Regions from separate parts of the Homo sapiens genome. Here region 2 is linked to region 1. Evidence: chromatin loops called from intact Hi-C (ENCODE). Cell type or tissue: mammary epithelial cell. All regions are shown on one strand. Each heading gives the region's core, and the rest is flanking DNA. Links, peaks and the distances in the headings are about the cores only.

Region 1 (11,717 bases), core at 2,082-10,081:
TGCATAAGCTCTCTCTCTGCCTGCTGCCATCCATGTAAGATGTGACTCGCTCCTCCCTACCTTCCGCCGTGATTGTGAGGCGTCCCCAGCCATGTGGAACTGTAAGTCCATTAAACCTTCTTCCTGTGTAAATTATTCAGTCTCTGGTATGTCTTTATTAGCAGCATGAAAACGGACTAATACAGATAGATGTATTATACTGTTACCCCTACTACTTCTGTATATGCTTAAATTTTTGCATTACAAAATTCACAAACATACAAACATTATAGAGAACTAACATCACAGATTTACAGTCACCTTATTCCACAATGTTGGAAATTCTACCACAAATAAAGAACTTGAAAAAAAAGGAGGGGATGTTAGAAGGAAATCTGAGCGACCTAGACCTGGGCTCAGTCACGCCTGAGACAGTCAGATGGGGTATCTGAGGATGAGTCAGTGTTAATTTTCTCAGACCTGGGCTCCGTCACTCCTGAGACAGTCAGATTGGGTATTTGAGGATGAGTCCGTGTTAATTTTCTTAGATGTGGGAATGCTATTATAGTTACGCTAAAACACAATCCCTATCTAATAAATACACTGCAACATTTATGGGTAAAATCATATGTCTGAAATTCCTTAAAGATACTCAGAATGCCAGGCATGGTGGCTCATGCTGTCATCCCAGCACTTTGGGAGGCCGAGACGGGTGGATCACTTGAGGTCAGGAGTTCGAGACCAGCATGGCCAACATGGTGAAACCCTGTCTCTACAAAAAATACAAAAAAATTAGCTGGGTGTGGTGGTGCACACCTGTAATTCCAACTACTTTGGAGGCTGAAGCAAGAGAATAGCTGGAACCCAGGAAGCAGAGGTTGCAGTGAGCCACGATCATCCCACTGCACTCCAGCCTGGGCAATGGAGTGAGACTCCATCTCAAAAAAAAAAAAGATACTCAGGAAAAAAACGAAGAAAGAACAAGATAACAAAATACTGATTGAAGCTGAGTGCTCTATAGGTGCAGGTGCTCATTCACTATTCTATTTTCTTGTGTGTTTGAACACTTTTTTTTTTTTTTGAAATGGAGTTTCCTTCTTGTTGCCCAGGCTGGAGTGCAATGGCATGATCTCGGGTCTCAACTCACTGTAGCCTCCGCCTCCCAAGTTCAAGTGATTCTCCTGCCTCAGCCTCCCAAGTAGCTGGGATTACAGGCGCCCGCCATGACGCCCAGCTAATTTTTTTTGTATTTTTAGTAGAGATGAGGTTTCGCCACGTTGGCTAGGCTGGCCTCAAACTCCTGGCTTCAGCTGATCCACCCGCCTCGGCCTCCCAAAGTGCTGAGATCACAGGCGTGAGCCACCGCACCTGGCCTCCCAGAGCGCTGGGATCACAGGCGTGAGCCACCACGCCCAGCCTGTTTGAACACTTTTGTGACGTTTTGTTGTTTGTTTGTTTTGAGATGGAGTCTTGCTCTGTTGCCCAGGCTGGAGTGCAGTGGCACAATCTTGGCTCATTGTGACTTCCGCCTCCCGGGTTCAAGCAATTCTTCTGCCTCAGCCTCCCGAGTAGCTGAGACTACAGGTGTGCGCCACCATGCCTGGGTAATTTTTGTATTTTTAGTAGAGACGGGGTTTCACCATGTTGGTCAGGCTGGTCTCAAACTCCTGACTTTGTGAACCACCCGCCTCAGCCTCCCAAAGTGCCAGTGTTACAGGTGTGAGCCACCACGCCCGGCCTGTAACATTTTCATGAAGGTAGAGTATACTTAATTGCAAGAAAATTTTGAAAAAGAAGAGAAATGGAACACTTCTATTGGCTATTAAAAAATACCATGCTGAGTGAAAAAAGCCAATCCCAGAAGGTCACATGCTGTATGATTCCATTTCTTTTTTTTTTTTTTTTAGGCTGGAGTGCAAATGGCACGATCTTGGCTCACTGCAACCTTGGTCTCCCGGGTTCAAGCAATTCTACCTCGGCCTCCGGAGTAGCTGGGACTACAGGCATGCGCCACCATGCCCAGCTAATCTTTGTATTTTTAGTAGCGATGGGGTTTCTCCATGTTGGTCAGGCTGGTCTCAAACTCCCGACCTCAGGTGATCCGCTTGCCTCAAACTCCCGATCTCAGGTGATCCGCTTGCCTCGGCCTCCTGAAATGCTAGGATTACAGGCGTGAGCCACCATACCCGGCCGTGATTCCATTTCTGTAACATTCTCTGAATGACAAAATTATAGACAGGGAGGACAGATTGTTGATTGCTAGGGCCTTGGCGTTGGGGTAGGGAGTGAGGGGGTCTGTGAAGGGCAGGGCTTTGGGGTTGGGGTAGGGAGTGGGTGTGTCTGAAGGGCAGCAGGAGGAAGATGGGATTGTTGGTTTTGGTGGTGATTGATTAAATGGCGTAGCTGTACATACACTCATAGTACCGGAGTCCATTTCCTCGTGTCGATAATGGTACTATAGTTATATAAAACGTTCGCTTTGGGAGCCAAGCACAGTGGCTCACGCCTGTAATTTCAGAACTTTGGGAAGCCTAGGCAGGCAGATCACTTGAGCCCAGAAGTTCAAGACCAGCCTGGGCAACATGGTGAAACCTGATTTTTACAAAAAAGACAAGAATTAGCTGGGTGTAGTGGAGTGTGCCTGTAGCCCCAACTAATCAGGGGCCTGAGATAGGAGGATCCCTTGACCCCATGAGGTTGGGGCTGCAGTGAGCCAAGATCGTGCCACTGCCCTCCAGCCCCGGCGACAGAGTAAGACCCTATTTATGCTTCCTAGCAAGGAAAGACAGTACACATATTGAAGAATTTGACTGCGTTAAAATGTTAAACCTCTCCCCAAACTCTTATAAACAATTGTAGAACAAATGATAAGCTCAAAAAAATATTTACATCTATGAGAGGCCAAAGAATATCAGTTGACTCTGGATCAGGGGCTCGGACACGTTGCTGTGGAGGCACACATCTTCCTGGAAGGCGGTTTGGTAACAAGGTGGCAGGACTCAAGACAGCCCACACGATCCCTGCCCCTGGGAAACAGCCATGTGTAACCCTCCCCTCGAGTGTGGGTGGAATGAGGAAGAGGGAGGTGTGTCTCTCCTGCGATTAGCTCACTCATCCATTGAGTTTGACGTCATCAAAATGCGAGATGATCCTGGATGGGCCCGACCTGATCAGGGAAGCCAGACAGTAAAAGTGTCAGAGGCTCTTTAGGGCCCGACCTGATCAGGGAAGCCAGACAGTAAAAGTGTCAGAGGCTCTTTAGGGCCCGACCTGATCAGGGAAGCCAGACAGTAAAAGTGTCAGAGGCTCTTTAGGGCCCGACCTGATCAGGGAAGCCAGACAGTAAAAGTGTCAGAGGCTTTTTAGGGCAGCGAGAAAACGGGAACTTCATTCCTTGAACCGGGAATAAATTCTGCCTCCAACCAGAATGGGCTTAGAAGAGGGTCCTCCAGCTCCTCATGAGAATGCAGTGCAGCCGGCCCCTGGAATTCAGCCTGCGTCCCAGCCACGCTGCACCTGCACCCCTGACGACGAATGCAGTAAGATGATAAGTGGATGTGCTGGTTTCAGCCCTGAAGTTGGTGGTGATTTGTTGTGCAGCAATAGAAGTACACACAATATGTACCAAGAACCTTGAGAAGAGTCACATTTATTCTTTCTGTTTTGTTTCTGAGATGGTCTCACCCAGGCTGGAGTGCAGTGGCACCATCTTGGCTCATTGCACTCTTGACGTTCTGGGCTCAAACGATTCTCCCACCTCAGCTCCCTGAGTAGCTGGGGCCACAGTGCACGCCACCACCCCCAGCTATTTTTTGTAGTTTTTGTAGAGATGCGGTTTTGTCATGTTGCCCAGGCTGGTCTCGAACTCCAGAGGCCAAGCAATCTGCCTGCTTCAGCCTCCCAAGGTGCTGGGATTACAGGCGTGAGCCACCGCACCTGGCCCAAGATTAATATTTCTTTTTTTTTTTGAGATGGAGTCTTGCTCTGTCGCCACCCAGGCTGGACTGCAATGGTGCATCTCTGCTCACTGCAAGCTCCGCCTCCCGGGTTCATGCCATTCTCCTGTCTCAGCCTCCCGCATAGCTGGGACTACAGGTGCCTGCCACCACGCCTGGCTAATTTTTTGTATTTTTTTTTTTTTTAAGTAGAGATGGGGTTTCACTATGTTAACCAGAATGGTCTTAATTTCCTGACCTCGTGATCCGCCCGCATCGGCCTCCCAAGGTGCTGGGATTACAGGCGTGAGCCACTGCGTCTGGCCTAATATTTCTAAATGAAGAAACTATACTTTGAGGAAGATGAAATAAGTCTTGTTTTAGACTAGAAAATTTCAATAGTGTAAATACGTTAACTTCTGTAAAATCAGTCAACACCAAGTCAAAACACAAAAGATCTTTTGGGAATATGAGCAGATTATTCAAAGGTTCATCTAAAGAATAAAAATGAGGCCAAGTGTAGTGATTCACGCCTGTAATCCCGGCACTTTGGAGGCCGAGGCAGGTGGATCACTTGAGGTCAGGAGTTCAAGACCAGCCTGGCCAACATGATGAAAGCCCATCTCTACTAAAAATACAAAAATTAGCTAGGCGTGGTGATGGGTGCCTGTAGTGCCAGCTACTTGGGGAGGCTGGGGCAGGAGAATCACTTGAACCTGGGAGGTAGAGGTTGTAGTGAGCCAAAATTGTGCCACTGCACTCCAGCCTGGGCGACAAGAGTGAGAATCCATCTCAAAATAAATAAATGAATAAAAATGAAAGCAGTAGGAAACATCTGGAAAACCAGAGGCATGAGGGGGTCGGGCCCTCTGATACTCAAGTAGGTTAGAGTAAAAAAAAGCCAGATATGGTGATGTGGGAATATATGGTCCCATAGGTGGGATCTGTGGTTCCAGCTACTCAGTGAGGTCCGAGGATCACTTGGGCCTGGGAGGTTAGGACTGTAGTTTGCTATGATCACATCCACGAATAGCCACTGCGCTCCTTCCTGGGCTACAGAGTGAGACCCTTCTCTAAAAATGGAAGAAAATGGCCGGCACAGTGGTTCATGGCTGCTGTAATCCCAGCGCTTTGGGAGGGTGAAGTGGGAGAATAACTTGAGCCTGAGAGTTCGAGACCAGCCTGGGCAACATGGCAAAACCGTGTCTCTACAAAAAATTTCAAAATTAGGTGGGTGTGGTGGTGTGTAGGGTCCAGCCCCACAGGGTCGGTGGGTTTTCTCCCCATGTGCGGAGATGAGAGAGCGTAGAAATAAAGACACAAGGCAAAGAGATAAAAGACAGCTGGGCCCGGGGGACCACTACCACCAAGCCGTGGAGACCGGTAGTGGCCCCAAATGCCAGGCTGCACTGATATTTATTGGATACAAGACAAAGGGGCAGGGTTAGGAGTGTGAGCCATCTCCAATGATAGGTGAGGTCATGTGGGTCATGTGTCCACTGGACAGGGGGCCCTTCCCTGCCTGGCAGCCAAGGCAGAGAGAGAGGAGACAGAGAGACAGCTTACGCCGTTATTTCAGCATATCAGAGACTTTTAGTACTTTCACTAATTTGCTACTGCTATCTAAAAGGCAGAGCCAGGTGTACAGGATGGAACATGAAGGTGGACTAGGAGCGTGACCACTGAAGCACAGCATCACAGGGAGACGATTAGGCCTCTGGATAACTGCGGGCAAGCCTGACTGATGTCAGGCCCTCCACAAGAGGTGGAGGAGCAGAGTTTTCTCTAAACTCCCCTGGGGAAAGGGAGACTCCCTTTCCTGGTCTGCTAAGTAGTGGGTGTTTTTCCTTGACACTGACGCTACTGCTAGACCATGGTCTGCTTGGCAACGGGCGTCCTACCAGACGCTGGCGTTACCACTAGACCAAGGAGCCCTCTGGTGGCCCTGTCTGGGCATAACAAAAGGCTCACACTCTTGTCTTCTGGTCACTTCTCACCATGTCCCCCCAGCTCCTGTCTCTGTATGACCTGGTTTTTCCTAGGTTATGATTGTAGAGCGAGGATTATTATAATATTGGAATAAAGAGTAATTGCTACAAATTAATTAATGATATTCATATATAATCATGTCTGTGATCTAGATCTAGTATAACTATTCTTATTTTATATATTTTATTACACTGGAACAGCTCGTGCCCTCGGTCTCTTGCCTCGGCACCTGGGTGACTTGCCGCCCACAGTGGTGCGTGCTGGTGGTCCCAGCTACTTGGAAGGCTGAAGTGGGAGGATCATTTGAGCCCAGGAAGTTGAGGCTTCAGTGAGCCATGATCATGCCACAGCATTTCAGCCTGGGCCACAGACCTTCAAGATCCTGTCTCAAAAAGAAAAAGGGATATCGCTCAGTGCTTAGTGCAGCTGTGGGTCATTCGGCAGCTGACACAGATGAGGCTATGTAACGCAGCACTGCAGGCAGAGGGGGAGGCCAAGGCCTGAATACCCCGTCTGACTAGCCTTAGGCAGGCGACTTGGCCTCTCTGCCTCCCCCATCTGGTTAGCCTTGGGCAGTCGAGTTGGCCTCTGTGTCTCCCCTGTTTGACTAGCCTTGGGCAGATGGCTTGGCTTGTCTGTACCTCAGTTTTGTCTGAAATATGGGTTGTCAGAGACCTATAGCAGAAGCTGCTGTGTGTCATTATTCACTGTTCTAGGGCTCAGAACAGGCACGCGATAAAAGCCAGCACCGTTGGCCGGGCGCATTGGCTCACGCCTGTAATCCCAGCACTTTGGGAGGCCAAGGCAGGTAGATCACCTGAGGTCGGGAGTTCAAGACCAGCCTGGCCAACATGGAGAAACCCTGTCTCTACTAATAATACAAAAATTCCCCAGGTGTGGTGGCAGGAGCCTGTAGTCCCAGTTGCTCAGGAGGCTGAGGCAGGAGAATCACTTGAACTCAGGAGGTGGAGGTTGCAGTGAGCCGAGATCACACCACTGCACTCCAGCCTGGGTGACAGAGCGAGACTCCGTCTCAAAAACTAAGAAGAAGATTAATAATAAACCAGCACTGCCATTGCCAGCAGTCCATCCTACCTCGCATCCAGGTTCGTGAGCTACCAAGTGTCCCCACAAAGCTGTAAAACAACATGACCACTGTAGTTACGTTTCTGTAAAAAGGTGACTGAGTCTTCTAACCCTGACCACACATATGTGTGCAGAGAGAGCCAGCTCCATCCTGCTCTCCCAGAAGCCTGAACAGCTGTGCCCTAGCTCGTAGCAGTGGCACTCCAGGAAGGGGGCGGGCGGCTGTGCCCGAGCTCGTAGCAGTGGCACTCCAGGAAGGGGGCGGGCGGCTGTGTCTGAGCTCGTAGCAGTGGCACTCCACGAAGGGGGTGGGCGGCTGTGCCCGAGCTTGTAGCAGTGGCACTCCAGGAAGGGGCGGCCGGCCAGCCAGGAGAGCAGCCGGTGAAGGAGCACTTTTGCTTTGTACGTGGCAACGCTCGGCAGGCTCAGCAGTTTCACAGGTCTCAGGCGTTCCTTGTAACCTTAACAGGTTTAAGAAAATGTGAGCAACATCAGACATGTCCATTTCTAGAACATTCTAATGGATGAAGTTCTGTACAGAGGGCTTTAGCAGAATTAGAGACCTTTGGAGTGGAAATGATGTCTCTGAACCTTGAGCTCTGAGGCGGTTCCTGCCTGGACGTGTGCCCTCCCTCCTTCCTTTGCTGGTCGCCCTGACACCATCCTGCCACGGATAGTGGAAGTGTTTCTCCTGTTTTCTTCCCTGAAAAAGGGTGTCCAGCATCAGCAACCTTCATGGCTGAGTTGCACATCCCTTAAGCCCTGTAATGTTCATGGACAGTTTTGATCACTTTTGGACTCACCCATTTTTTCTGCTAACCATACATCTTAATTCCTTTACTCTGACCAATGGCAGGAGGTGTGTGCATCGTGGAAGGAGCTTTCCACACATCTACTAAATGCCTGGATGTTTTTTCCTCTAGAGAAACCTGATGTAAAGCAAAAGTCCAGCAGGAAGAAAGTGGTCGTTCCACAGATCATCATCACGCGAGCGTCGAATGAGACGCTAGTCAGTTGCAGTTCCAGCGGGAGTGACCAGCAGAGAACCATTCGGGAGCCGGAGGACTGGGGCCCCTACCGGCGGCACAGGAACCCCAGTACAGCAGACGCCTATAATTCACATCTCAAAGAATAAACAAGCACCTTTGCATGGCACTCGCTACTCCCTGCGATAGGCGTCTCGGGAACAGCCGCCTCACCCTGTGAGAAGCCGAGGCCCCTTCTCCAGTGCTCTCGGGGAGGTTGCACCAGGCCCACCCCACCCTGTGAGAAACTGCAGCCCCCTTCTCCAGTGCTTTCGGGGAGGGTGCACCAGGCCCGCCCCACCTTGTGAGAAGCCGTGGCCCCCTTCTCCAGTGCTCTCAGGGAGGGTGCACCAGGCCTGCCCCCGCCGTGAGAAACTGCAGTCCCCTTCTCCAGTGCTCTCGGGGAGGGTGCACCAGGCCCACCCCACCCTGTGAGAACCTGCAGCCCCCTTCTCCAATGCTCTCGGGGAGGGTACACCAGGGTTGCCCCACCCTGTGAGAAGCCACCGCCCCCTTCTCCAGTGCTCTCGGGGAGGGTGCACCAGGGCTGCCCCACGCTGTAAGAAGCCGCCGCCCCCTTCTCCAGTGCTCTCCAGCCCGCCCCACCCTGTGAGAAGCCATGGCCCCTTCTCCAGTGCTTTTGGGGAGGGTGCACCAGGGCCACCCCACCCTGTGAGAAGCCGTGGCCCCCTTCTCCAGTGCTTTCGGGGAGGGTACACCAGGCCCGCCCCACCCTGTGAGAAGCCGTGGCCCCCTTCTCCCGTGCTCTCAGGGAGGGTGCACCAGGCCTGCCCCCGCCTTGAGAAACTGCAGCCCCCTTCTCCAGTGCTCTGGGGGAGGGTGCACCAGGCCTGCCCACCCTGTGAGAAACTGCACCCCCTTCTCCAGTGCTCTCGGGGAGGGTGCACCAGGCCCGCCCCACCCTGTGAGAAGCCGCAGCCCGTTCTCCATTGCCATTTGGTCCTGCCTTCCCCAGAGCTGCTAGCAGCTCGGTCGAGGCAAGAGTGACTGGCTCAGAGAGCGAGCTTTGTGGTATTGATAAATGAATAAATTAGTATGTTCATGTTGGAAGTGGCTGGCTCTGCAGAGTGATGGACAGCAGGTGGCATCTTACATTGTGATTTGTGGTGCACAGTTAAAACACTTCCCTTCGTTTCAGAAGGAGACAATGTGAATACTTGGAAATTATAGTGAATAAGATGCCTCCCAAACTTGAGGAAAAGGTCAGATTCTAAGAGCTAAACGTTAAGATGTAATGTTCCAGAACAAAGAGGCCCAGAGTCACTGAACGGGGCCCCAGGGCTCCTAGCTTGAGTGTAATCTGAGTCAGCTTATGAAAAGGCCCCAAAGAAGAAAGTGGAATGTGTGCTGGGCACATGGGACAGCCATGGCACTGAGACTTTGGAAGTGGCCTTGCCAGCGCTGTCCTGTCTTTCTGGCCCACAGATGAGGGCTCCTGATTGTGGAAGGCCACGGAAGGGACCTGAACACGATGGCACGAGACAAGTTATCTCCTGTGACTGCTCCTCTCCAGCAACCCTCAGCTCAGGCTAGACTTTCCCCCTGTGTTGAGAATGCCCTGCCCTGTGTGGAAGCCTGATGCATTTAGTGACAGTGTGTTAGCTTTGTTAGTTTCTAGTCTGGCCAGCAGGCTTTCCATGTGATCTGCCATTGGCTTGCTTCAGTGGCCAGTGGAGCCAGGGGTGTCCACCAGAGTCTTGGACACAGACTTCTGAGGTGGCAGCGGGAGGGAGCCTGCTCCCTGCCACACACGTACAATTTCTAATCCATACAGGCCTATGTAGTATATACACACATACGCAGAGCCTTAGGAATTGTGAAAGGCCAATCAAAACTTGGGGCCCTAATTTCACTCTGCCAAAAGAAAAAAAAAAAAAGCTGAAAGATGAGTCACCCAAGAAACTGCTTCCTTTTTGTTCCTAAGCAGAGAGCTACCAATAAAAAGTTAAAGTTTCTCCATAGGTAGCTACTCTGTTCACCTTCTGTGAAGTGCCAAATTTTTTTTTTATTATTATACTTTAAGTTTTAGGGTACATGTGCACAACGTGCAGGTTTGTTACATATGCATACATACGCCATGTTGGTGTGCTGCACCCATTAACTCGTCATTTACATTAGGTATTTCTCCTAATGCTTTCCCTCCCCCCTCCCCCCTACCCCACGACAGGCCCCAGTGTGTGATTTTCCCCTTCCTGTGTCCAAGTGTTCTCATTGTTCAGTTCCCACCTATGAGTGAGAACATGCGGTGTTTGGTTTATTTTACTTGCGATAGTTTGCTGAGAATGATGGTTTCCAGCTTCACCCATGTCCCTGCAAAGGACATGAACTCATCCTTTTTTATGGCTGCATAGTATTCCATGGTGTATATGTGCCACATTTGCTTAATCCAGTCTATCACTGATGGGCATTTGGGTTGGTTCTAAGTCTTTGCTATTGTGAATAGTGCCGCATTAAACATAGGTGTGCATGTGTCTTTATAGCAGCATGATTTATAATCCTTTGGGTATATACCCAGTAATGGGATGGCTGAGTCAAATGGTATTTCTAGTTCTAGATCCCTGAGGAATCGCCACACTGTCTTCCACAGTGGTTGAACTAGTTTACAGTCCCACCAACAGTGTAAAAGTGTTCCTATTTCTCCCCATCCTCTCCAGCACCTGTTTCCTGACTTTTTAATGATCGCCATTCTAACTGGTGTGAGATGGTATCTCATTGTGGTTTTGATTTGCATTTCTCTGATGGCCAGTGATGATGAGCATTTTTTCATGTGTCTGTAGGCTGCATAAATGTCTTCCTTTGAGAAGTGTCTGTTCATATCCTTCACCCACTCCATCAAAAAGTGGGTGAAGTGCCAATTTACTGAGCACGAGACAAATACATCATTGACTTCTTTTGTCTTGTGGATTCAAGGATGTGTCCACGCCCGCCCTCCTTCCCCTCCAGCTCCTCCCCTTGAAATACTGAAGCCCTCAACATCATCTTTGGAGGAAGGTACAGAGTTGGCTCTCACGCGCACATCCTTAACCTTGGCCTAATAAACCTCTAAGGTGGCTGAGACCTGTCTCAGATACTTGTTGGCTTACAAATTGACCACCATGCAGGGACTCAGAGTGGAGGTGGCCCTGCCCTTTGGCAGGTTTCCTCCTGGTGCTTAGGACCAGTTTGGGCCTTCTTTATTGCTCAGGACAGTAGGACAATTTGCTGAGATCCGGGAGCCCTACCACCCTCCAGAGAATCTCTGATCTCCCGAAACTTGGTTGAGGTCGAAAGTTTATTTTGCGCACAATGCCTTTTCCTTTTCCGGTGTTTTACTTGCTTCCAACAAAGAAGGCGAGTTTTCCTGCTTCCGTGATGATGGGGAGCAGGAGACTTCCCTGGAGTTTCAGCTCGGAAACAACTCGAGTTTTTCCTGATTCCACGATGGGGGAGAGCAGTCTAAAGCCTGGGCCCCATTCCTAGGTAAGTGGCTGAATTGGGGTTCTGTCTTGGAAGTTCTCCTTAATGACTAAAGCTAACATTAACGACTGGCTGGTCTTAACTTCTTACTATTAGCATGCTCAGTAAGTGTATAAATTGTGGGATTGTTTGTTTTGCTTAACTGCTTTTTGTTTGTTTCTGTGTTTGCTATTTTTGCTGTTTCAGTCTTTTTCCCGTTGGATTTGACGAATTCTGTTAGACTTGG
Region 2 (11,717 bases), core at 1,623-9,622, 52 kb before region 1:
GGCGACAGAGTGAGACTCCGTCTTAAAAAAACAAAAAAACAAAAAAAACCACAGCCTGGCCAATATGGTGAAACCCCGTGTCTACTAAAAATACAAAAATTAGCCAGGTTTGGTGGCTCATGCCTATTATCCCAGCTACTCGGGAGGCTCAGGCAGAGAACGGCTTGAACCCAGGAGGTGGAGGTTGCAGTGAGCCGACATCACACCACTGCACTCCAGGCTGGGTGACAGGGCGAGACTCTGTTTAAAAAGCAAAACAAAACAAAACACAAATGGGAACGTGCTGGGCTTACAGACGTGAGCCACTGTGTCCAACCCATGGTTTTTTTTAACCATTATCCTCCAGATGGGCCCTGGAGGTTCACACTCTTTCCCTCTTATACATGTGTTGGTTTATTGTCTTATGTTATCACCTTTATTTACCTTTGAAATCTTTATTGTCACTTTGGTTAAACAGATAACGAAATATTGTTTCACGATGACATATGATCCTATTTTATTTAAGTTTTCAGATCTTTTGACATCTTTGCCAACTTCCCAAAATCAGAATCAAATTCTAAATTAAATCTTCTTGACCTCAAACGGACTTTGAAGTTTTCTAGAAGGTCCCTGGAAAATCTCAAAACTCAAATCCTTTGAAACTGTCAAATCTTTGAAACTGACAGTTTCAAAGGATTTGTTCTACCACCTTGTTAAAAGGGAGATGTTAAACTAATTCAGTTTATTTGATATATTCAATTACATGGGAAGCATTGTCAAAAGACACTTAACTTTCCATACATTATATTTATATAGTTAAAATGTTGCTATTTCAGAAATTATATAAATGTCCTAAAAATTTGTCAATGCCCTTGTTATCCGATCTGTTCGCCTCTGTTACTGTTCATGATTTCAGTTGTTATTTAATACGTCGTGTGTCACAAAAACAACCAGAATTCATTGTGTGTTGTTTTTATAATGAACTCTCATCAGATCTTTCATTATTTTCAGGTTCTTTTTTTTTTTTTTTTTTTGAGATGGAGACTCGCTCTGTCGCCCAGGCTGGAGTGCAGAGGCACGATCTCGGCTCACTGCAACCTTCACCTCCTGGGTTCAAGCGATTCTCCTGCCTCAGCCTCCCGAGTAGCTGGGACTACAGGCGCCCGTCACCACGCCCGGCTATTTTTTGTATTTTTAGTAGAGACAGGGTTTCACCATGTTGGCCAGGCTGGTCTTGAACTGCTGACCTTAGGTGATCCACCCGCCTCGGCCTCCCAAAGTGCTGGTATTACAGGCGTGAGCCACCGTGCCTGGCCCATAATTTTTTTTATTTTTATGTATTTGTTTATTTTGAGACAGAGACTCACTCTGTTGCCAAGGCTGGAGGGCAGTGGCACGATCTCAGCTCACTGCAACCTACACCTCCTGGGTTCAAACACTTCTCCTGCCTCAGCTTCCTAAGTAGATGGGACTGCAGGCGCATGTCACCACGTCTGGCTAAATTTTGCATTTTTAGTAGAGATGGGGTTTCACCACGTTGCCCAGGCTGGTTTCAAACTCCCGACTTCAAGTGATCCGCCCACCTCGGCCTCCCAAAGTGCTGGGATCACAGGCATGAGCCACCGTGCCTGGATAACTGTACTTATATTTTTATAGAAGCTTTATTGAGACAATTCACACACCATAAAATCCATCCCTTTAGTGTGCACAATTGAATGTTTTTAGAATATTCAGAGTCGCACAGCCATCACTACTATTTAATTCCAGATTTTTAATTTAAAAATTTTCATTGCCCTCGCAGGGCACAGGGGCTCACGCCTGTAATCCCAGCACTTTGGTGTTGTAACCAAGCGAGTTATAGAGAAACACCACACTTTGAGACAAATTAAGGAGTCCTTTATTAGCCTGCGACCGAGAGGCCGCTAATGCTCAAAATTCTCTCGGCCCTGAGGAAGGGGCTAGCTTTGTTTGTATACCGTGGTCTAAATGGGGGGGGGGAGTTTAACTGAAGCAATTTTTATAGAAGCAGAACTGGCAAAAAGTTAAAAAATTAATTGGTTACAAATGCAGTTACAAAAAATAAACAGCTCCAGGTGCAGGGGCTTAAACTATCACAAAGAGATAAATGCAGGGGCTTCGGGTGCCATCCACCGAGCGCGTCCCGAGGAGCTGCTGGTGCAGCTTGCCTCAGTATCTTATCAGTAGGTGCATTCCCAGACGTGCTTTGAGTCAGTCACACTAGTTAAGCCTTAAGGGAGGGAGGTGAAGGGGGCTGCAGGTGAAGAAACTAAAATGGAGTCTGTCCGGCGCTCTCTCTGCTACGAGAAGGTCACTTAGGTTAAAACAAGGTTGGGTATCACACTGGGAGGCCGAGGCGGGCGGATCACGAGGTCAGGAGATCGAGACCATCCTGGCTAACACGGTGAAACCCCGTCTCTACTAAAAAAGAAATACAAAAAATTAGCCGGGCGTGGTGGCGGGCGCCTGTAGTCCCAGCTACTCGGGAGGCTGAGGCAGGAGAATGGCGTGAAGCCAGGAGGTGGAGGTTGCAGCGAGCTGAGATCGCGCCACTGCACTCCAGCCTGGGCGACAGAGCAAGACTCTGTCTCAAAAAAAAAAAAAAAAAAGTCATTGCCCCAAATAGAAACCCATTCCCATTAGCACCCACTCCCCACTTTCCTTCACAGCCTCAACAACCATGAATCCACCTTCTGTGTCTATGGAGTCACTTATTCTGGACATTTCATATAAGTGGAATCACACGACATGTGGTCTTTTGAGTCTAGCTTCTTTCTTTCTTTTCTGAGACAGGCTCCCACTCTGCGGCCCAGGCTGAAGTGCAATGGCGTGATCGCAGCTCACTGTAACCTCAGTCTCCCAGGCTCAGGCGCTCCTCCTGCCTCAGCCTCACAGCAGAGACCACAGGTGCGCACCACCACACCCGACTATCTGGCTTCTGCCACTTAGCGAAATGTTTCTGAGGTTCTTCATGTTATAGCACGTGTCAGCACGTCACTCTTCTTCATGGCTGAGTAATACTCCACTGCGTGAAGAGACACATTTATCTGTCCCCGTGTTGGGCATCTGCACTCTTCCCACATTTTGGCTATACTAAATTGTCCTGCTACGAACACCTGTGTAGTTTCTGTGTAAAGGTACAGTACCTATATGTTGGGGTGATCAGACCCAACCCCAGGTCGTGGGGGTGACAAAGTCCGGCGGAGTCAAAGGATTCAGAAAAACACAGAGAGAGAAAGGTGGCACACCAGGGGGCCATCGCTATTGTGGAGGCTGCAAAAGCCCGAGCTCTGGGAGCCCACGGTATTTATTGGTAATGCAACAAAGAAACAGATGGTGAGAATATGGAGGTCAAAAGACCACGTTGCATTAAGCACATGATTACAGCTGTGCCGGTTTAGCATTTATATGGAGCATGTTCTGCTACTTGAGATAATGGGAATAGGGGCCTAGGAGGGCTAGAAGGAAGGAGCCAGCAAGTCTAGACACATTCCAAAGGACATCATGCAAGCCCTGCCTCAGTTTCCCTCCCAACACCTATATGTCTTGTTGGTATACATGTTGTATTTTCACAACGAAAATGCATGAGAAAAAGGACACAGATGGCTTATGTGTACTGATGTGTAGCATTCTCTAAGATCTGACATCACAGAGCTGGACAGCACAGCTGTGCACGCACCCCCCTGGCTGGGAGGTGGCACATCCACACATGAGGGAAAAACACTGCCAGGACATCTCAGGGCACTCTCAGGAAATGAGGAAGCTGCTGGAGAAGTTTCTAGCCTTGGGGGAGGTCAGGACGCAGAGCCATCTCCTGGAGCAAAGTTCCCTCCTCCTCTCTCCCTCCTCCTCTCTCCCTCCTGCAGCCCTTCCTTCCGACCCCTGGCCCTTTCTCTCCAACCTTCCCCTCCCCTCCTCCATTTCCCTCCTCTTTCTACTTTCAGAGAACACAGGGTTCCTGCAGGAAATGGGGCAGTTTCACCTTCCTGAGGAGGGGCCTGGGAGGGGCAGCAGGTGGCCGGGTAGGGCCAGCCCAGCTGTGAGCCTGGCGTGGGAGCTGCCTAGGCCGGGCCCTGCCAGGGAGCAAGTCTGCATCGCAGAGGCCAGGGTGAGTGGGCTGGGGAGTCGGTGCGCCAGGGTACTGGGGTGCCCACCTGGGGTGGTGCAGGCCCGGGGACCCCAGGGCACCACTGTGGGTGGAAGCTGGGACCAGGCGTGCGGGGCAGGGGACGCGGCGGCTTCCTGGGATTCTAGGAGGCTGAGGCCAGGTGTGTGCGGCAGGGGACGGGGCGGCTTCCTGGGATTCTAGGAGGCTGGGACCAGGTGTGTGGGGCAGGGGACGAGGCAGCTTCCTGGGATTCTAGGAGGCTGGCACCAGGTGTGTGGGGCAGGGGACGCGGCTGCTTCCTGGGATTCTAGGAAACTGGGGCCAGGTGTGTGGGGCAGGGGACGCGGCTGCTTCCTGGGATTCTAGGAAACTGGGGCCAGGTGTGTGGGGCAGGGGACGCGGCGGCTTCCTGGGACTCAAGGAGGTGGGAGAGCTGCTCTCAGACCCGCCGCTGTCCTCCCACTGGCCCTCCCCGTGGTCCCTAGGATGAGGTCTGGACCCGCCAGGCCCTCCAGAGGCCCCACAACCCCGCTTGTCCACTGTGCCGGCTGTTCCTTCCTTGTGGCGCCCAGTGCGGTCCTAGGCACCCTTGGGACTCAGCTCACGTACCCCTTCCTCCAGGAAGAGTTCTCAGAGGCTGTGTGAGGAGCGCCGAGTCCCCGGACTTACTCTCTGTTCTGGAATTCTCTGCGCAGTCATCTGCCTTCCCGCCCAGCTAAGAGCAGGGCCTGTTGTCCGGCCCCACAATTTCCTTCCAGGTGGAAAGGATTTGCTGAATGAAAATCAAAGCTGTGGCCGGGCGCGGTGGCTCACGCCTGTAATCCCCACACTGTGGGAGGCCGAGGTGGGCAGATCATGAGGTCAGGAGATCGAGACCATCCTGGCTAACACGGTGAAACCCCGTCTCTAATAAAAAATACAAAAAATTAGCCGGGCGTGGTGGCGGGCGCCTGTAGTCCCAGCTACTCGGGAGGCTGAAGCAGGAGAATGGCGTGAACCCGGGAGGCGGAGGTTGCGGTGAGCTGAGATCGTGCCACTGCACTCCAGCCTGAGTGACAGAGCGAGACTCCGTATCCAAAAAAATAAAAGAAAAATCTTCTCCCCGGGTAGGGTGCGGGGAGCTTCAGGGTTATCACAGGACATGCTAGAGAGAAAGCCTTGGGCACAGGCGGAAGTTGGAGTCTGGAGCTGCGGCTGGGCTAGCGAAGGGCAGAACCTACTTCGGCCAATGGCTCTTACACAGCCAAGCTATTTTCATGGTGAGGGTCTAGTAGCCTCCACATCTCTTGGCGAATTCTTGCTGATTGGCGTCTGACCCCATGGAGAAGCTCAGTGGGTGTCATGGGTGGAAGGGGGCATCTAGGGCCTCCAAACGTGGAAGTGTCTCTAAAATACCTCCCGCTGGGCCTCAGTCTCCTTGTCGACAAAAGGTCAGCTTTGACAAATCTCCAGTCGGAGGCCAGGAGCAGACGGGGAGGGTCCCTCAGTCCCTGCTTGCAGCTTCAGGGGGACGTAGGCTGCGGTGGACGGACACTGAGCCCCAAAGCGGCCTCTCAGAGCCGCCCCTGAGGGGTGGCCTCACAGGTCGGGCTGAGGCTCCCAGCTCCCACTGGGTACAGAGCGGGCAGGCGGGCCTGGCAGGGCAGTGGTGCTGGTCTACACGCAGCTCTGGAGTCTCTGGACCTGTGTCCTGTGCGTACATCCTGGCTCCATCTCCCATGAGCCAGGGGGCTGGACCTGTCTTCTCTACCTCAGTTTCCAAGAGTAGGAGACAGGGGTAACAGCAGCCTTGCTCTCAGGGGTGAGGGCGTGGGTTAAAGGGCAGGACACCCATGGAAGCAGTGGTGGCTCCGAGCACCTGCTCAGCCTTCCCAGGTCTTCAGAGCCCACAGGCAGAGCCCACCCTGAGGGAGGAGCAGCTGGTTCTTGGGTGAAGTGAGCCCCCAGGACCCCGCCTTGCAGGACCCCGCGAGGCCCCGGTGAACTGGAGCCGGGAACCGGCCCCACGGAGGCACGTTGGGATTTGGCCACCAGAGGGCAGGAGCTGCAGCAGCCAGGCAGGCGGTCAACACGGGGGCCCCGGGGTCCTGGCCGGCTGGTGGGGTGTGAATTGGAGAGGAGTGGGCTGTGTGGAGGGAGACCAAGCACCAAGGCCCGCCCTGGCCTCTGAGTGTCCACCCCTTTCACAGGCCCATTTCACAGATACTGAGGCCCAAAGGCGCAGGGCTCAGGCGTCCCCTACGTGTCGTGTCCCCAGGCAGGAGAATTACTTGAACCTGGGAGGCAGAGGTTTCAGTGAGCTGAGATCACACCACTGCACTCCAGCCTGGGTGACAGAGCAAGACTTCATCTCAAAAAAAAAACACAAAAAGTGAATTTAAAATGCTCCCTGAACTCCAGCTGGGGTGCGCAGCAGGAGGCTGGGTCCGTGGGGCTTCGGGGGCTGGGCTGGGGGTTCAGGTGGGTGGGGGAGTCAGTGCTGTGGGGATAGGGCTCAGAGCCCAGAAACAGACAAGCCCACACAGGTAGCCAGTGTCGACGAAACAGGAGAGGCTGGGACCTGTGCCCTGGAAGGACACAGCCAGCGGGTCCTGGGTCACCCACTCCGGGGCTGACCGGGCACAGTTTCACAGAGCAGTATGGCCCAGCCAGCTGTGAGAGGATCGGACAGACGGGCGGAAAGGAGGGGAGACAGCGGGTGTGCTCGGGGCTGTGCCGGGAGGGGTCCTTGGATGGAGGAGGGGGTCGCCAGGAGGCATCTGCATCCCCGGGGTGGTGAAGACCCAGCGTGTATGGCCGACCTCGAGGACAGGGCGATTGCTCCACCAGAATGTTCCCAGATGGCACAGATGCTTCTGGTTCTGGCACTGGGACCTGCAGCAGGATTCCCGGGTGGCTTAAAGAGGTTCCTTGAAGTTTGTGATCAGGAATTCAAAGTAGCGCAGATTGGGACGGCTGGGCCTTCTCCCCTCAGCACACTCCGCGAAGGGCAGTGCAAACGCACGCTGGCAGGAAGTGGCTGGGAAGCAGGCAGAGAGCGACCAGGAAGCGGCCAGGAAGCAGGCAGGAAGTGGGCAGGAAGCAGGCAGAAAGCGGCCAGGAAGTGGCCAGGAAGCGGACAGGAAGTGGCCAGGAAGCAGGCAGGAAGTGGGCAGGAAGCGGCCGGGAAGCAGGCAGAGAGCGGCCAGGAAGCGGGTAGGAAGCGGGCAGGTTTTACCGAGCGGCGTGACGGCTCCAGAGGGGATGATGGAGTCTGGCAGAGAATGGGGCGGGAGGCTGGAGGTCCTGGGCAGGCCCTGGAGCAGAAGGGGAAGGGAGGGGTGGGGTGATGGGACTGCAGTGAAGGTCTGGCCCCACCCGAGCAAGGTGAGGGTAGCACAGGTCATTACATGTCAGGGAATTGCTTGGCCAGGGTTGGGGACAATTCTCTCTTATTAGAATTGCCAGGAATCAAGACAGGGTGGAGCTAGAACAAGGGAGAGGGAGTGGCAGAGAGATGGGGTGCTTGGGGCTCTCATGTGATGCCCTGAGGACACTGCATGAAGACTCACGGCTGAGCTGGGTGGAGGTGGGAGAGGTAGGCAGGCACCAAGGCCCAGGGCCCTGAGAGGTGAGGGGAAAAGCGCTCCTGCCTCACGAGGCCACAGGAGCTCCCTCAGCACGGTGCCTGCATGGAAGAATTGCTCAGCTAACATGAGCTCTGAGGCTTGCGCACATGTTACAGAGAATGAGGTGGAAGCATCCACGCCAGGAGGTCTCCAGGCCATCTGGTCAACAGAAAGCCAACAACATGCAAAGGACAGGAGCCCACACCTGTGCCGGTCTGTGCCAGAAATGCTGGAAGGCGGCCGGGCGCGGCGGCTCACACCTGTAATCCCAGCACTTTGGGAGGCCGGGCGCGGCGGCTCACACCTGTAATCCCAGCACTTTGGGAGGCCGGGCGCGGCGGCTCACACCTGTAATCCCAGCACTTTGGGAGGTTGGGCACGGTGGCTCACACCTGTAATCCCAGCACTTTGGGAGGCCGGGCGCAGTGGCTCACACCTGTAATCCCAGCGCTGTGGGAGGCCAAGACGGGCAGATCATTTGAGGTCAGGAGTTTGAGACTAGCCTGGCCAACATGGTGAAACCCCATCTCTACTAAAAATACAAAAATTAGCTGTGTGTGGTGGCATGCACCTGTAATCCCAGCTACTCGGGAGGCTGAGGCACAAGAATCACTTGAACCTGGGAGACGGAGGTTGCAGTGAGCTGAGATTGTGCCCCTGCACTCCATCCTGGGCGACAGAGCGAGACTCAGTCTCAAAAAATATAAAAAAATAAAAATAAAAAATCATCATTCTAAGTCAAGAAAAATTAAAATTTTAAATTATTAGCATGTATTTACCATTTATCTTCATATTGTGTAATACTTGGCTTAAATGCAAATAGAATAGGATTTAACTCATACAGAATCAACAAAATTGTACAATTCACATTTTTATTTTAATTAATTTATTAGTTTGTTTATCCATCTTGACAAGGTCTTGCTCTGTCACCCGGGCTGGAGTGCAGTGGTAGGATCACGGCTCACTGTAGCTTAAACCTCCTGGACTCAAGCCATCTTCCTGCCTCGGTCTGCTATGTAGCCAAGACCACAAGTGTGTGCCACCACGCTTGGCTAATTTTTATATTTTTTGTAGAGATGGGGGTCTCCCTATGTTTCCCAGGCTGGTCTCAAACTCCTGGCCTCAAGCGATCCTCCCGCCTTGGCCACCCAAAGTGCTGGGATCACAGGCATAAACCACCAGGTCTGGCCTACATTATTTATTTATGCATTTAGTTTTGAGACAGGGTCTCACTATGTTGCCCAGGTGGGAGTGCAGCCTCAAGCTCCGAGGCTCAACAACCTTCCCACCTCAGCTTCCCAAGTAACTGTGACTGCAGGCACACACCAGCCTGGCTAGTTTCTTTATGTCTGTAGAGACGAGGTCTCCTTGTGTTGCCCCGGCTGGTCTCAGACTCCTGAGCTTAAGTGATTGCTGCACTGTTCCCCGGGCAAAGTTGCACAATTCGCATTTTGTAACTTATAGATTAATATTTATTTTATTTTCACCAGAACGGTAGGAACCCTGCACAAAACTGGTTTTATTTTGCTCTTTACGTACGCACATCCCACCAGCACCCTCTACCTTTGGCTTCCGGAGGGTTGCCCTCCCTGCTCCCTCCCTGCAGCTCCCTGCCCCCCTGCTCCCCTCCCTGCAGCCCCCCTGCCCCCCCGCTCCCCTCCCTGCAGCCCCCTGCCCCCCCCGCTCCCCTCCCTGCAGCTCCCTGCCCCCCTGCTCCCCTCCCTGCAGCCCCCTGCCCCCCCTGCTCCCCTCCCTGCAGCTCCCTGCCCCCCTGCTCCCCTCCCTGCAGCTCCCTGCCCCCCCTGCTCCCCTCCCTGCAGCCCCCTGCCCCCCCGCTCCCCTCCCTGCAGCTCCCTGCCCCCCCGCTCCCCTCCCTGCAGCCCCCCTGCCCTCCCTGCTCCCTCCCTGCAGCCCCCTGCCCCCCCACTCCCCTCCCTGCAGCTCCCTGCCCCCCCGCTCCCCTCCCTGCAGCCCCCTGCCCCCCCGCTCCCCTCCCTGCAGCTCCCTGCCCCCCCGCTCCCCTCCCTGCAGCCCCCTGCCCCCCCTGCTCCCCTCCCTGCAGCCCCCTGCCCCCCCTGCTCCCCTCCCTGCAGCCCCCTGCCCCCCTGCTCCCCTCCCTGCAGCCCCCTGCCCCCCTGCTCCCCTCCCTGCAGCCCCCTGCCCCCCTGCTCCCCTCCCTGCAGCTCCCTGCCCCCCTGCTCCCCTCTCTGCAGCCCGCTTTCCCCCTGCTCCCCCCGCTCCCCTCCCTGCAGCCCCCTGGTCCCCCTGCTCCCCCCGCTCCCCTCCCTGCAGCCCCCTGCTCCCTCTGCTCCCCTCCCTGTAGCTCCCTGCAGCCCCCTGCTCCCCTCCCTGCACCCCTTTTGCCCCCTGCTCCCCTCCCTGCAGCCCCCTGCACTCCCTTCACCCCCTCCCTGCAGCCTGCTGTGCCCCCTGCTCCCCTCCCTGCAGCCCCCTGCACCCCCTCCCTGCAGCGCCCTGTGCCCCCCACTCCCCTCTCTGCAGCCCCCTGCGTCCCCTCCCCTCTCTGCAGCCCCCACTGTTCCTCCCACTGCTGCCCATCATTGGCTGCTTGAAAATGTCAGACTCCAAGGGCCCCTGTGACTAGCCCAGCAGCAGCCCTAGGTCTCCACCCTGCCTTGGGTGGGGTCCGGGATAGGCCTGGCCTCCCCCCGCCTGCTTGAACCCACTGAGTATGCCCCCCTCCCGCCGCAACCTCAGAATTCCAAAGCCAGCCTGGTCTCCAGCTCAGTGCGGTCCACACGCAGACCCTCCTTGGATTTCGAAAGCCCGTGTGGCTTTGCCAGAGGACATTCCAATCCTCGATTGTGGCTGGGGATGGAGGGAGATCAACCCATCGCACTTACAGATAAAGAAACTGAGGACGGAGTTTGTCCCAACTCCGGGGCCAGGGTCAGTGTCCTCCGAGGGAGTCAGGGAGGTGGCTGGGGTCTGCCAGTGGGGGGGACACACGACCTGGGACCCCCAGGCCACTTGAGACTCTCTGGGCTCGTTGGGCTGGGCCCAAGCTCCCAGGCCCCCTCCTCTCCATTTCTCAACCTGCTGCCACCTAAGGCAGATACCCTACACTACTGCCTGGGGGGCCTCAAAGGGTGATCACCCAGCACAAGCTCTCCTGCCTGGCCTGGGACCGAGAGTCCCAGAAGCCCCTGGGCTGGCCGGATGCTCAAGGCCTCACTGAGGGCATGCGTATCTTCGGAAACAAGAACCAGCTGACATGTGTGAGGCTTTAGCCCGGCTCTCCCTGGGGTACTGTGCGAGCCCTCAAGGAGGTGGCTGTTCTGTAGCTGGAGAGCTCCGTGGGTGGCAGGACTGAACTTGAACACCAGAAACAACCCCCAAGCCTTGTGACCTGGGAGGCAGGAGGCGGGTCTGTCTCCCTGGGACTTGGGTGGCTGAGCCGAGGTACTCGGGACCCTGTCCCGCGCATGGTGAGTCTCGGGGAGCGGGGAGCCGGGAGCCAGGGGTTGTGGTTTTGGGGAGCGTGCAGCCAGGTTGAGGCCCAGGGCTGTAATGAGGGCGGAAAGCCCCTCTCCTCTCTGACTGCCTGTGATCCACCGTCAGCGAGGGAGAACCTCAGAGAGTAGGCATCTACAGCATAGCATGGAGCACCATCACAGGCAGTGAAGGGCGAGAGTCTCAGAGGATGGAACCGGGTGGGGGGCCTCAGCTCGTGCCATCACGGGCAGTGAAGGGTGAGGCTCTCAGAGGATGGAACCGGCGGGGGCCTCAGCTCCAGGCAGGGGTGAGAGGGTGGCTTCTGGGGTGACTGTGTCTGGAGGATGGGGTAGCAAGGGTGGGGAGGCCAGGCTGAGGGGCCCTGACCTCATGGGAGCTGGGAGCCTGTTGGGAAGTCCCTGAGAAGTGCTTCACTGGGATTCACTGGGAGGAAGAGCTCGCGCCCTGGTGCAGATGTGGGCTGTGGGGGATCAGAGTGGTGGGGGCAACCGTGGGGGGCCTGGGCAGGGTGAGGAGGGATGTGGGGA

Evidence for each region. Peaks named below come from ENCODE experiments on the same cell type or tissue, not always from the same donor. Only the 100,000 strongest peaks of a DNase experiment are listed, where the experiment ranks them.
Region 2: a loop joins it to region 1, with 16 times the contacts of the local background. A loop is called at or near these places in 2 of 110 quality-filtered maps.

Annotation. Positions count from the first base shown.
Region 1 is chr16:89,661,374-89,673,090 of GRCh38, forward strand. It overlaps SPATA33 (spermatogenesis associated 33), which reads left to right. Exons shown (of 3, transcript NM_001271907.2): 3 at 7,913-9,085. The coding sequence ends at 8,124. Among named protein-coding and RNA genes, the nearest start is that of SPATA33, 9.4 kb to the left of the region's middle. In mammary epithelial cell, for the core only: a CTCF peak has its summit at 5,841 (motif pointing left); no DNase peak of the experiment used is centred there; H3K4me3 peaks cover 134 bases.
Region 2 is chr16:89,609,615-89,621,331 of GRCh38, forward strand. It overlaps DPEP1 (dipeptidase 1), which reads left to right and starts at 4,028. Exons shown (of 11, transcript NM_001389466.1): 1 at 4,028-4,105. RefSeq lists a silencer at 3,628-3,786 and enhancers at 5,192-5,896, 5,897-6,599. In mammary epithelial cell, for the core only: a CTCF peak has its summit at 6,141 (motif pointing right); no DNase peak of the experiment used is centred there; H3K27me3 peaks cover 189 bases.